Linked DNA regions of Homo sapiens: region 1 is linked to region 2. The links are chromatin contacts, found by Hi-C in ENCODE. All regions are on one chromosome and are shown on one strand. Each heading gives the region's core, a stretch centred on a gene start or an enhancer-like site at or near the end of the contact. The rest is flanking DNA. Distances are from core to core; before and after follow the strand shown. Region 1 overlaps GRIK1 (glutamate ionotropic receptor kainate type subunit 1). Region 2 overlaps LINC00189 (long intergenic non-protein coding RNA 189).

Region 1 (7,342 bases), core at 4,581-7,080, 410 kb before region 2:
GAGCCAGTCAAGGGGCCAATCTTCTCTTTGGAATGTGCAAGGTCTGAGTACCCTAAGCCTAGTGAGTTAATACTTTACTGCAAATTGTAATAACCAAAGCATTGTGTACTGAGGAGAAGTATGCTTTCAATGTGCTTATTTCATGGTTCAGATTGTGGTAAAAAGATTTTCTTAGGGTCATTGAGCAATGTGATTTCATCCAGGCTTTAGATATACATAAAATGTGAACAGAAACACATTTGGAAGAAGAAAATTTGAACACAGGCCAGTTTCTATTACATTACCTATTACCTAAAATGATGACAGTCATTCAGTAAGCAGGCCTCGAGCACAAAACTGAAAGGGGGAGGAAAATCAGTGGTAGTTTATTAGTGCTATAATATAGTTAATGTAAACATTTTCTCCATCTAAGAAAACATTGTATTTCAAGGGGTAGCATATTTTTTCGAACAAATAGTTTTCTTCTTTGGGTTGAAGGGCACAAATTAGACCTATAATTTTGAATCATTTTATTGCCTTTCCCAATATGGAGCCCGCCTTGAGAAAGAATGCCCATCCTTTCTAAACTAAGTTTATGGAAAAGTCAGATTATTAGAATTCCAGTCCTTATACTTCTCTATCAAATTGGTCATTCAGCGAATTAATGAAAACACATACGAATTTTCAAAAAAGTATATCCTATTGATAAGAAACAGTCCAAGTCACTGTAGCATGTGGCTATGGTCATGAGGTGAAATCTGAGTTTGCATCACGAATTAGAATTCTCACTCTTTCCCTTAATGTCTACAAAATTTTAGGCAAGTTATTCTACCTCTCTACAAGCCTCAATTTCCCTGTCTGTATACCTATTTCAAAAGTTTAATTTCAGTAATTAAAAAAGATGACATATGTAAAATGCTTATAGTGCCTGGCACATAGTAAATTATCAGTGAATATTAACCTTTATTGAACTATTATTGTGACTATTAAATCATCAGACCAATAACTTGGTGTAGAAGCAGCACAGCTTTATGGTTAACGGCATATACTCTAGCACCAACTTTGTGGGTTTGAATATTGCCTGTCCCCCCATGAGTTTGGGGATCCCATTTAACATCTTTTTTCTTTATCTGTAAAAGAATAAAGGTTATAGTGAAAATTTAATGTTTGCAAGGGATTTAGAACAGCATGCGACATATCATAAGTGCTCAATAAATGTCAGCTATTGCTGTTGACTGCATTTCCAAAAGTCTCAATCTGCCAGTAGCTTACTTTCCTCCAATTAAACAGAATTAGTACAGCAAAGTGGTAAAGATCATGGGTGCTAGAATCAGGCAGGTGCAGGCTCAAACCCTGGCAATGAAATTGATTACAGAGTAGCCTTATACCGGTCAATTTCCATGAGCCTTAGTTTTCTCATCTACAAAGTGGATAGTGTAAGTCCTGAACTGAAATGATCAAAACATTTTTAAGCATTATAAATTACTGCCACCACCAATCCAACGTCAGTATGTCAATTACATAAGCATGAATGAAATGCTTTTTCTTAAAACTATATCTTAAAACCTTGCAATTCTACAGTTCTCACAAAAATAAATGTCATTTTAAGGAATTGAGTAGTATTAACTTCGTCAGTGAACATGTTTAAACAACTTTTCTGTGTCAGGAACCATGTTAGTCACCAAAGCTAACTTAAATTTGAGCAGTTTCTGCCTTCAAAAAACCAATATTCTTAACAAGATACAGACATAAAGATCCATGACCATGAATAGATGGAAAATACAATGATAAAGATTGAACAGAATAATAATGATTCAAAGTAGAGGTATTCCGTGACCTCAAAGACTGATAAAATTGTGAGATATAGTAACCCCTGTCCTCACTTTCTACCTCCACCAAGACATGAGCAATCAATGCATAGTATATGTTGAATGAATCAACCAATTTTGGAAAACCATATGATAATTTTCATTCTATGACCTAGATTCTAGGTTTAACTCTGAAAATGATTAGCTATGTATATAATCCCTATTACTCTCCAGAAATAATAAGCAGAAGTAGTGACATCTCTGGGATTTCTCACTATGATTGTGTATGTGGTGTGTGTGTGGCTGTGCATGTGTGTGTGTGTGTGTGCATGTGTGTGCCCCTCCACAAATATCCTACCTCGAAGTGAGTTTTCTCACATAATAAATAGCTTTATCTCTTCTGCTTATTTTGAAGACTTGTTGAGAATTTCAAATGAGCTAATGTATTTGAAGTTGCAATGAAACCCTCAAGTGAAATGCAAGGGTATTATAAGATTTTATCCCTAAAGGAAACCACAGGGAAGCATATTTTATAAAATGCTGTATTATGTAAAATTGTGCAAGTGAGAGGAATTTCATGAGGAAGGGAAGAACGAGATGCCCAACCCCCTAAAAGGAATGACCGACTTGTTTCAATCTCTCTCAAGAAAGCACATGCTGGCAAGAGGAGGCATGTTCTGAGCAAGCTGCACTTGTCTGCCCTTCAGAGGGTCTCCCAAAACTTGCCGTTGAGTTTCATTCCATGACTATGAACTTCTTAACTCTGCTAAATGAAAGTGACCAACACCAGTATCCTTATCTGGAAATCACCTGTTAGTGATTGTAGCAGTTTCTTTCTACCAAATATAAACCAGTAAGTAGATAGATAAATAGATATAGACAAATGCTGAGAAACAAATCTGATATTGCAACTTTGAGCTTTAGTAGCTTCTAGCTCAAGGTAGTTGATCTTAACACCATGCTTAACATGGAGGACACTTCGCAAAATATTTGTTCCTTGAATCAAGTCTTTTGTGGCTGATCTGGGTTGCTTTATTTTTTTTTAAAGAACTTGAAACGAAGCAGAGTTATAACTTCAATTTACTCCAAAGTGTGAGGTATTATTTTGGAGAAAAATAGCTATTGGAGAGTGAAAACTACCTAGCTGAAGAGTAAATGGCCTTTGAGATCAGACAGATAAGAGCTATGGAAGCAGGGAGAGTGATTATGCAAGTAAAGGAAGGTAAGCAAAAGTGGAATTTAAGATGCGGTGTGTGTTTTCCTCCACAGACTGAAGCGGCTCTGATGTACGATGCTGTGTACATGGTGGCCATTGCCTCGCACCGGGCATCCCAGCTGACCGTCAGCTCCCTGCAGTGCCATAGACATAAGCCATGGCGCCTCGGACCCAGATTTATGAACCTGATCAAAGAGGCAAGTGATGCTCCCTCACAGCCCAGGGGCCCTTCTGAGCACTGTTGGGCTTGCCCATTTGGTATGGTCCTCCCCACAGGGTTCTGCTGGCATGATGCCCCTAAGAGAGAGGAAGCCATCATCAACCAGTCTGCTCAGATTTCAGTGTCAAAAGTTTGTCCAGAAGGACTAGCAGGAATTTTCCATTGTGATGCTGAGAAGTTCAGTGACGCTACCAGATACCAACACTTACTCTCCTTCATGCCAGCCATGGCCATAGCTCCTGCTGGCTCTCCACACATGTCCATAAGGGCATATGGGTGTTTCTTCCATGTCCCACTGAGTCAAGGGGAGAGTTGATCCATTACTGAAGGGTACCAGAGATAGTTCCAGCATTATCAGTCCACAATCCCAGTGGCCTCCTAAAGCTCAGGCTGTACAGGACTGAGTGGAAGGACCTCTTTAATTATATAGTGACTATTTTGTCATTTATCAGCTAACTGGAAAAGTTTATTCCCATTCAAAACCTACTGAGCACATAAAAGATTTTTGAGAGTATGGGGTATTTGCAGGGATAGATATCTTCACTGATGTCCTGGGATCCTGGACTGTCCTCCACCTTTTCTTTTCTCTGAGGCAGTTTGACTCCTTGTCACAAGGCCCTGTTCTAAGCCCCGTGACTCCTTATCGATATGTACACTGCATGATCATCCATTCCACCACGAACCTCAGGGTGTGTCTGGACTTGATGATAAGAAATAAGGCTCTTTGGAGTAGCTAGGCCTGAGTATGCGCAATGCTCTGAGATGCTATTCTAATATTTCTCTATGGGATACAGACATTTAGTTCTCAAGTGAAGAGTATTTTTTTCCTTTCTGTACTGGAGAAGGATGGAAATATAGTGTAAAGAAGAGGGAGGGCACAGGAGAATACCCAGCTAAGAGTAAGGAAAGACACCTGCTTTGGACTCGTGTCTCTGCTGGTCTCTTCCATGCCTGCACACCCTCTCTCAGTCTGTTCAATGCAACTAAAGGCTGACTCTGATCCATGAGGGTGAGGATAAAGCAGGCGGGATGTATAAGGATTAAGTACCTAGGCTACAAATCTAGGTTGCTTGCAAGCCCAGGATGAGGGTGCAATTTAAGGAAACATTCATTCTTGGGTGAGTATTCTATACTTGCACAAGATTAAGAGGAAATTCTCGCTTAAATTTTGTACCCTGAGCACCTCTCTTACTTTATCCTAGTCCTGGCAGTGACTGCATGGGTTTAAATCTTAGTTCCACTAACACTGATGAGCAATATAACCTGGGCAAGTCTATTGGTCCATTTTCATGCTGCTGATAAAGACATACCTGAGACTGGGTAATTTATAAAGAAAAAGAGGTTTAATGGACTCACAGTTCCACGTGGCTGAGGAGGCCTCACAATCATGGCGGAAAGTGAAAGGCATGTCTACATGGTGGCAGGCAAGAGAAAACTTGTGCAGGGAAAATCCCATTTATAAAACCATCAGATTTCATGAGACTTATTCGCTATCACGAGAACAGCATGGGAAGACTTGCCTCCATGATTCAATTACCTGCTACTGGGTCCCTCCCACAACACATGGGAATTGTGGGAGCTACAATTCGAGATGAGATTTGGGTGGGGACACACCAAAACCATATCAGCAAGTTACTTACACTTCTTGTCTCTCAGTTTTCTTATCTATAAGATGGGTATAGTATCATCTACCCCACAGCATGACTGTAAGGATAAAGAATTAGGCAAATGCTTGTGAAGAATAGTTCAGAAACCTAGTAAGCATCTGAAATACTATTCTCTTGCCATTGGAAGGCACCACTAAGAATAGCCTCATTCAGTTTACTGAAGATGATACCAGGAATTTCAAACTGGCAACAACAACAACAACAACAAAGACATCACAAATAGGCATGAAACAAAATACCTTTTCTGACAGCTACATAACTCTGACACACTGTGCCTAATAGAAAAACATCACACCACCTCCTTTTCCCTGCAGTGATCATGGTTGTGTCCTGAATCGCCATCCTGATTACCTTGATCTTTAACAAGAAAACAGCTGGTTTTCTTTTATCTCCTAGAAGTTCAAGGAGAGGCAGAAGTGACATGAAAGCTTGGGATCAAACACTCAAGAGCCCCCAAGACACCTTATCACTTGTACTTAAGTCGCATAAGAAGGTGAAATTACCAAGCCACATTTAGGCATATTTAAAGAAATAATGAGCTCCAAGATGAGGGACCACACTGAAAATAAGAAGGCATTTTATATTCATTCACTCCAAAGAAGCAAATCTCTCATTTTTAATCTCCACAGTTAGGGGTTACAGGAAGGGAGGGGGGAATGAATCAGAAACCATTGTCAACATTGTGCTCATCCTCTTTTGTCTCCTGAGTCAGGATGTCATATGCTACCTTTGGCAGGGTGTAGGTACCTACAGAGAAGATGGAATGGGGTAACCAGAAGCAATGCCTCAGCCTGCTGGAGGACTGGCACTGAGGAAATTCTGAGACAACCTAAAACATGCAAAAGAGAAAGTGCACGTGTTTTTTCAGATGAGTGCATAACTGAACAAAATTTTGCAAGTATCAGGTTTCATTAGGAAACATGAAATAAGGAACTTGGTCCCCAAATTTCCCCCGCTGCTTCTTTTTTTTTTTTAAGTTATTCTCACTTTGTAAAGAAGTTCCAAAACTAGAGTCAGAAAAAAAAAAATGAAAAGAAGCAAGTCAGCAGATTGAATTTATGGGGTGAAGACCAAATTCATCACAGGAGGTAAACTTCCTGAGCAGAGGTTGTTGCATGTGCGGTAATTTCTGATAACTCCACACACTGTTGGGAATCAGTAAGCTTTTCAGACACATGTTTCCAGCTCACTGCCTTTCAGTGTATGGGGCTGACTAGATAAAGGGGAAGAGTTAAAGAACATATGAAACATGATAGAGTATGTTACTATGTTAGCTCTCCGAGCATTTGCTAAACAAATGCATGCTAGGAGATTATACATTCCCACTCAACAAGCATTACTGGAACTCCACTACATAAGTAATATTAACTTGGCATCTTAAGGGATAACACCCTTGAAAAGTAGAAGAGGTGGCTTCTGCCACCTAGTAATGTAAATTCTACATGGCAGAGGATTGACACGCTTCATTAAAGCTTTTTCTTATACCTCAGGATAAAACATACACTCTTCAGCAGGATATACAGGCTCATGATCTTGTTCCTGATCCCTTTGCCAGCTCTCTCATCTCCTGCTCCATCTGCAGCACCTGCTGAACCTACTGTGGCTCCCTTGAATATGCAATATGCTCCTACCAAATTATTTTAACTCTGATTGCAATGCCGTGCTCCTCTGGGTCATGCTTTACGTCTCAACTCAAGCACTAGCTCCTATCTGCAGGACCCTGACTCACAGATGTAGGCTTTGTACCTCCATTACAACTGTGGGTATGCTATTGTGTTTGTTTCCACGTCTATCTCCAAGCTATGCGTTTTCAGTCTCAATTCCCTAGTTCTTGCACAATGCTGGACATAGAATAAGCACCCAATAAATACATGCCAAACAAGTGAATGAATTGATGAATGAATTAATGAATGAATTAGCAAAGGAACCGAAGAACACACACAATCTATAAGCATGTGCAGTGCTTCAGGACACACTGTGTTCATAAAAATCATATCCAGAAACAATTCAATAAGACAGAGTCAGGAGCTGGACTAGACCTGTCCACCAGGGCCATAGGTTTCGATAGGAGAGTGAGGCAGGGATTTAGGGAAAGACCAACCTATTTAACTCTGGTGCTGGGAACACAGATTCTGAGATTTCATCACACTTTGCTGTCAGTGTGAACTTAGTCAAGTCATTTAGCTTGTTTCTCAGTTCCTCCTTCTATAACATGGGTAATAAAATGCCCACACCATAAGTTTGTAGGGATTACATATTTTATATGTATAGCCTAGCAAAATATTTGTCATGTAGTGATTGTTTAATGAAGGATAGCTACCATCAAATGAAAGGTTCTGTTAAAAAATGAAAAACAGTTTTCCATTTTCAAGAAAAGGAAGTCTATTGGAGTAAGATTGCAGTTAGATTAACACCTTTTCTTGAAATGAACTTACAGAAAAAATGTACATGT
Region 2 (6,657 bases), core at 1,748-4,247:
AAGAACTTGCCTGGAGTGGATGCAGCTAAATGAAGTTTTCCTATGAGAAACAAGGTAAAGGACTCATTTAAAATGCCTGCAGGTAGACTGAAAGTTGTTTCCAAACACCGGATTGACAAAAAGATCTTAGAAATAGACAGAAAATGCCAATGCCTGTAGCTCTTTCTGACTCTTGCCAGTGGTCATGCTTTCATTTCCTCCCAAATCAGATCCTAAGTACCTATTCAGCAAAATAGAATACATGAGATCACAAACAGACACTTTCAACCACCAGAAACACAACTTCACTTAATTCTACAAATATTGTCAAGCTCCAGTGGGAGATGTTCTTTCCCCTGGCATTTGGTTGCGTTTGATTTTCACAAAATAGTGAACTTCTCAAGAGGAAATGCTTCTCTAGAGCTTGCTGGATTGATTTAGTCACTTCTCCCGACTGCCCCTCAGGGTCCCCATTAATTGCTACTTGGGGCAGACTATGACCAGTTTCTCTCGGCATAAACCACACAATAACCATGACAGCATAGCTTTGAGGGTTTACTAACCTGTGACACACTCAAACCATGCGAACTAAAGGGTTTCAAAAATCCTGAAGCACCTGAAATGTTTCTGAAAATGATTCTATGACCTGGCTATTAATAGGGATGAAAACAAGTTTGAAAATTAAGAGAGAATGAGAAGTTAGATGGGAAGTTGCATGCAACTTGGGTTCTTTCCCTGCAAAGTAAGGCAAAGCAGACACAAGAGAGGACTTGAGCTTACACTCATTTTGGAGGAAAATTCCTTGTGATGCTACCCTCCCCACATCCCTGGAGCCCCCACCCCACACCATAAACCTGATCCTTGAAATAATTAAAATCCACTTCTACAAAAGGGAAAATACTAAGTAGATTGATTTTAAACCTTCCACAGTAATGCAGTATGTATCAGGGCAACAGTGGTGTTGGATTGATACTAGGAGAGAAATTCAGTCTTTGCCAGAGCAGTGACTTTATAGCCAACTCCTCATCATGTCAACCTGAAATAATCTAAAGGGTCAGATTCCAATTTTAGAGAGTTTATTCAAGCAAAAAGCTGGGAATGGCCATTTCTGGATGCTCTGTCCCAGAGAAATGGGGGTAGTGCTCTGAAGTTAAAAGCTAAATTCTCTTTTATATAGGAAAAAGCAAAGAAATTTAACAAGATTACAACATTTTCAATACAGGGCCAGTTTATGAGTTACAACAAATTAATCAGTTTCTTTTCTTTTCTTTTCCATGCAGCTTGTTTTCTTTTCTTTATCGCTCCTTTTCATTTCCTTTTGATTTTAAAAGAGTGTGCTTAACATTCCATCTTGAGGCATTGAGATGGCCATAAAGTTTTTGTGTGAGAAGAAAGAGGTTAATCTATAATGAAAGTCAATAGTAAGAGGGAAGGGGTCTCCTCTGGCATCCTTCACTGATATGGACAGGAAACAGGGAAATACTGGGTAGAAGGGGGCGGTTCCCCAACAAACGGCCCACCCTCAAGCCTGAAGACCGGCAGCCCTAAAGGAGGACAGGCATTTCTGTTTTCATGGCCAAAATTTGCCTTTTGGCCTGCCATGCACCCCCCATCCTGCCCCCATACAAACCCAAGACCTTAGCGGGCACATACACAAGAAGCTGGACATCAAGACCAGCAGACCAGTGGACCAGTGAACCAGCAGACCAGTGACAGTGGAACAATGCAGCAGAGAAAGAGAGAAAAGGAAGGATGTCTGGACTCATAGGGGAGCTTGGCCAGGGGTGGCTGGAGAAGAGTTGGGCCGCTGGATGCCCGACTCCAGGGAAAGACCACCTTCCCACTCCATCCCCACTTCTGCCTCCCCATCCATCTCACTGAGAGCCACCTCCACCACTCAATGAAACCTTGCACTCATCCTTCAAGCCCATGTGTGATCTGATTCTTTCAGGACACTGGACAAGAGCTTGGGATAAAGAAAGTTGTCACGCTGGCCCCCTGCCCTCACAATAAGGCAGAGGGTCCGTTAAGCTGATTAACACACAAGCCGTCTGCAGACAACAAATCTGAAAGAGCTTTGTAATACATGCCTACATGGGCTTCGAGTGACACAGAGACCCACCCCTAGACTCTGCCGTGGGACAGGAGCCCAAAAGTGCTTGTACTGGCCTCTGCACCTGCCTGTCTGCATGCTCCTCCTTTGAGCTTTGGGGCGACCAAGCAGGTGAGCTACACCTGTCGCACGTCCTACAACCATTCACAACATTTTACAAAATAATGTAGGTAAGGGAAAAGACAATTCAGACAATCAAAAATATTACAAAAAGTTCACAGCTGCCTAGTTTACAGCTGCCTGTCTTGTGACTCAGGCCCCATAATTCACATTTCCTTATGGCTCAAAATAATTTAGAGTTCCAACAGCTTAGATTTTGAATCACTTATTTTCACAATCACAAAGCATAGTAGGAGTCCCAGAGAGAGAGCATAGCTCACACATAATCCAAAAGTCTTTTGTAGCCCATAGTTTCAAAATCACTCTCCCCAAGAAAGGTGAGGAAAGCTGGTATCATAGAAACCAAATGGGCCCGTCTGAGTTTCATTTCCCTCCCGCTGAGAGGTAATGATGAAACACCATACAAGTACTGCTTTGAAAAGCACCTGGATTCCCCAGGTTCTTTTAGATTACCTCATGGGAAATAAAATAGAAACAAATTTAAAACTATAACTAGGTTGGTTTTTTGTTTGTTTGTTTACCAGTTAAGACCTTAGGTAGGTACATGCTATGGGCTGAATTGTCTTCCTGCAACCTCCGCCAAATGTATATGTTGAACTCCAAACCTCTAGTACCTCAGAATGTTCCTGTTTTGGGACATGATAAAAGAAAAACTTCAGTCGGTTTAAATTTAAAGGAGTTTAATTGAGCAATGAACGTTTCACAAATCAGACAGCCCCCAGAATCACAGCAGATTCACAAAGACTCCAGCGCAGCCATGTGGTGGAAGATTTATAGACCAAAAAAAAAAAGAGAAATGACGTTCAGAAATTGGAAGTGAGGTACAGAACGGCTGGATTGGTTAGAGGTTGGCGTTTGCCTTATTTGAACACAGTTTGAGCACTAAGCAGTGTATGAATGGTTGAAATATGGCTGCTGGGATTGGCTAGGATTTAGCTATTGTTACAGGTGCATACTACTAAGTTAGGTTTTCAATTTTATCTGCCTATTAAGTTAGGTTACGGTTCATCCGCAAGGACTCAAATATAGAAGTAGGGAGTCCTTCTCAGGCTATAGTTTGCTTTAACAGACATAAAGGCTTTAAAGAGGTAATTAAGGTAAAATGAGGTTATTGGCATGGGTCCTAATGTAATCTGACTGGTGTCCTTATAAGATTAGGACACAGACACACAGAAGGAAGACAATCTGAAGTCACAGATCTACAAGCCAGGGAGAGGGGCCTCAGAAGTCAACCTGCTGACACATTGATCTTAGATTCACAGCTTCCAGAACTGTGAGAAAACAAATTTTTGTTTTCTGAGTCACCTAGCGTCCTTCTGGCACTTTTTTATGGCAGCCCTAGTGAACTAATATAGTATATTAACTTCTCCACAATTTTAGTGCATATTTAAAAATCCACCCTTAGGGAGTTGCTTACTAATCTGTCTCTCACTTTTAATGCTTTGTTGACGTCCACATTGCATCAGAGCCATGTCAGAATAACTGAAATAATAGCACAGCCAGTCTGGAGGTTTGGGCTGTCAGATTCGTAACCCTTGATCCAACTCTGTGGACATCATCGACATGTACAGTTTGTTACGATCTCCGCTTTACAGATATGAAAAATGGGGCTTGAAGAGGCTACAATACTTGTTCGAGTTCGGCAACTGGAGAAGGGAAGGGCTAGGATTTGAACCTAGATGGCTTGAGTCAGAGGGTGTGCTCTTAACAATTATGGGACACTGTCTCCCTAAGCAGGGAGGAGAGGAACTGTGATATTGAAACTGCCTTTGCAAAATTATGACTGAGACAGTGAAAGAGATCTGACCTAACCAACTCCATCTTCCTTCTAACCTTTAAGCTGTCCTTGTCCCTTCCTGGGCATAGACCGAGCTAACTTTGGGAGGAATTTATAGTTTACAACAAAGACCATAACAGCCCTTTCCCAAAACAAGCCTCCTTCTTGCCTGGGGACTAGACTGCCTTTATAGGACCAATTAGCCACAAGATTTGAAATTATGTTTTAGGACTTACGCAGCTGGAGGCTACAGGATTCTGACCCTCCCTAAACTGCTCATAAGATTAGTGCTTGAAATATTTTGCAGATATTTTGATGGATCAGCTGGCACCACCCAGACTGATAAACTGGCTCACCTGATCTTGTGGCCCCCACCCAGGAATTGACTCAGCACAAGAGGACAGCTTCAACTTGCCATGATTTCATCTCTGACCCAACCAAGCAGCACTCTCAATTCACTGGTCTTCCCCCACCCACCAAGTTATCCTTAAACACCCTGGGCCAGGCCCAGTGGCTCACGCCTGTAATCCAAGCACTTTGGGAGGCTGAGACAGGCAGATCACAAGGTCAAGAGATCGAGACCATCCTGGATAACATGTGAAACCCCGTCTCTACTAGAAATACAAAAATTAGCTGGGCATGGTGGCAGGCACCTGTGGTCCCAGCTACTCGAGAGGCTGAGGCAGGAGAATCACTTGAACCTGGGAGGCAGAGGTTGCAGTGAGCTGAGATCGCGCCACTGCACTCCAGCCTGGCAACAGAATGAGACTCCATCTCAAAAAAAAAAAAAAAGACCTGTGATCCCCAAATGCTCAGGAAGACTGATTTGAGTAATAATGAAACTCTGGTCCCCCACACAGCCGGCTCCGTGTAAATTATTCTTTCTCTATTGCAATTCCCCTGTCTTGATAGATTCTGTCTAGGCAGCAGGCAAGGTGAACCCACTGGGTGGTTACAATATATCTGAGCTTTAGTGACTGAGAGAAAGGTTGAATCACTGGCAGAAACAGAGAAGATCCCAAAGTCTTCTTGTGAAGAGAAACGTGATGAGGTGGATGTTAGACCTGTTAATTTCAATGGAGAGCCTTCACACAGAGCTGGGAGATTCATGGCAGGGCCATGGGTGAAGAACTGGGGCTTCTCCATTTAAGGCATGGAAGCAGAGGAGACCTCTAAGCAGAAAATTGCAAAGAAGAGAATTACAAATCCTTCCTTTGGGTGTGGCCACAGTTAAGATGAGAATGAGGGAGCGGCAGCTGTGAAGAAGCCAGAGAGGCCGAGCGTAACCAGAAAACACAGAGTCCTGGGATTCCAGGGTAGAATATGTCAGGGATGTGGTAGTAAACACTCAGAACAGCAAACTGCTGACTAGTGCTGTCAGCAAACTGAAATAAGCACTGCATTGAGGGCAGGCAATTGGTTTAACTCCAACATACTCAACTTTTCATTATTGAGATATTCTGGGCACCATCTAATAAAAACTAGCATTTTCCAAAAAACTTCTTAATTCTCAGTCCTCACTTACATATTGAAAAAAATTGTAAAATACACAGAAACAGAAACATATGATTGGCTTTATAAATAATCATAATGATCTGAATCAGCAAATACTGTAAATACAGCAAATACTGTAAAATCACTTCTTAAATTCAGAAAATATTCAAGCATTTTAAAAACCAACAGAGATAGCTACATGTTGACAAAATAATGGATATTAGTAACTGTCTAGTGATCTCTAACAAACTGTAAAAAACAAAACTGTAATATAGTAAGAAAGAATTAGAAACCCCATTGTTAGGCTTAATCTGTGAAAAGATATTTTAGTAGTTTTGTTGATAATGAAAAAAGTGCATATAGCCCAGATATTTATTATTTTTTAAAAAAATTAGACTAGCTCTTACTACCCAATGTAGTCTTTGAGTTGGAAAGACAATCCAAGCTAAATCACTACACCAAATATATAGATAGAAATTTTCCCTACAACGTGCCTAATAGATGGTCATGCAATAGTCCTGATATGGTTTGGCTCTGTGCTCCCGTCCCCAAATCTCATCTGAAATTATAATCCCTACATGTCAGGGGAGGAACCTGGTGAGAAGTGTTTGGATCATGGGGGCGGGTTTCCCTCTGCTATTTTCATGACAGTGAGTTCTCACGAGATCTGATGGTTTAAAGTGTGGCACTTCCCACCTTGTTCTCTCTCTCTCCTGCTGCCTTGTGAAGGAGGTGCTTGCTTCTCCTTTACCTTCTGCCATGATTATAAGTTTCCTGAGGCCTCCCCAGCTATGTGGAACTGTAAGTCAATTAAAACTCCTTTCTTTATAAATTACCCAGTCTCGGGTAGCTCTTTATAGCTGTGTGACAACAAACTAATACAAGTCCATATCATTGTCTTTTATTAATTATAGAAAGCTCTTCTTAATACTGAGTTTAAACCTGCCTCCCTATAACATCAATTAGAATACTTCCCTTGGGACAGAATAAGACAATCTATAATAAAATAGCCGGCCCCCTTTTTTTTTTTTTTTTTTTTTTTTTTTTTTTTTTTTTGAGACGGAGTCTCGCTCTGTCGCCCAGGTCGGACTGCGGACTGCAGTGGCGCAATCTCGGCTCACTGCAAGCTCCGCTTCCCGGGTTCACGCCATTCTCCTGCCTCAGCCTCCCGAGT

What was found. Hi-C counts contacts between places; a loop is a spot of excess contacts on that map. Pooled maps may share reads with other maps.
Region 1: a pooled map shows a loop between it and region 2 (4-fold over the local background). The contact joins two enhancer-like sites. A Hi-C loop is called at or near these places in 1 of 168 maps with a recorded cell type or tissue (vagina), 2 of 37 single-sample maps with no recorded cell type and 2 of 50 pooled maps.

Annotation. Positions count from the first base shown.
Region 1 is chr21:29,638,684-29,646,025 of GRCh38, reverse strand. It overlaps GRIK1 (glutamate ionotropic receptor kainate type subunit 1), which reads left to right. Exons shown (of 18, transcript NM_001330994.2): 7 at 3,057-3,200. Among named protein-coding and RNA genes, the nearest start is that of GRIK1-AS3, 15 kb to the left of the region's middle. RefSeq lists an enhancer at 6,115-6,194. Within about 2 kb of position 5,830, at least 4 of the 41 ENCODE cell types and tissues checked have a DNase peak (open chromatin) inside an H3K27ac peak, as active enhancers do.
Region 2 is chr21:29,229,676-29,236,332 of GRCh38, reverse strand. The region is part of intron 1 of LINC00189 (long intergenic non-protein coding RNA 189); the gene reads right to left. Among named protein-coding and RNA genes, the nearest start is that of LINC00189, 40 kb to the right of the region's middle. RefSeq lists enhancers at 342-421, 2,097-2,196, 2,627-2,806. Within about 2 kb of position 2,997, at least 6 of the 41 ENCODE cell types and tissues checked have a DNase peak (open chromatin) inside an H3K27ac peak, as active enhancers do.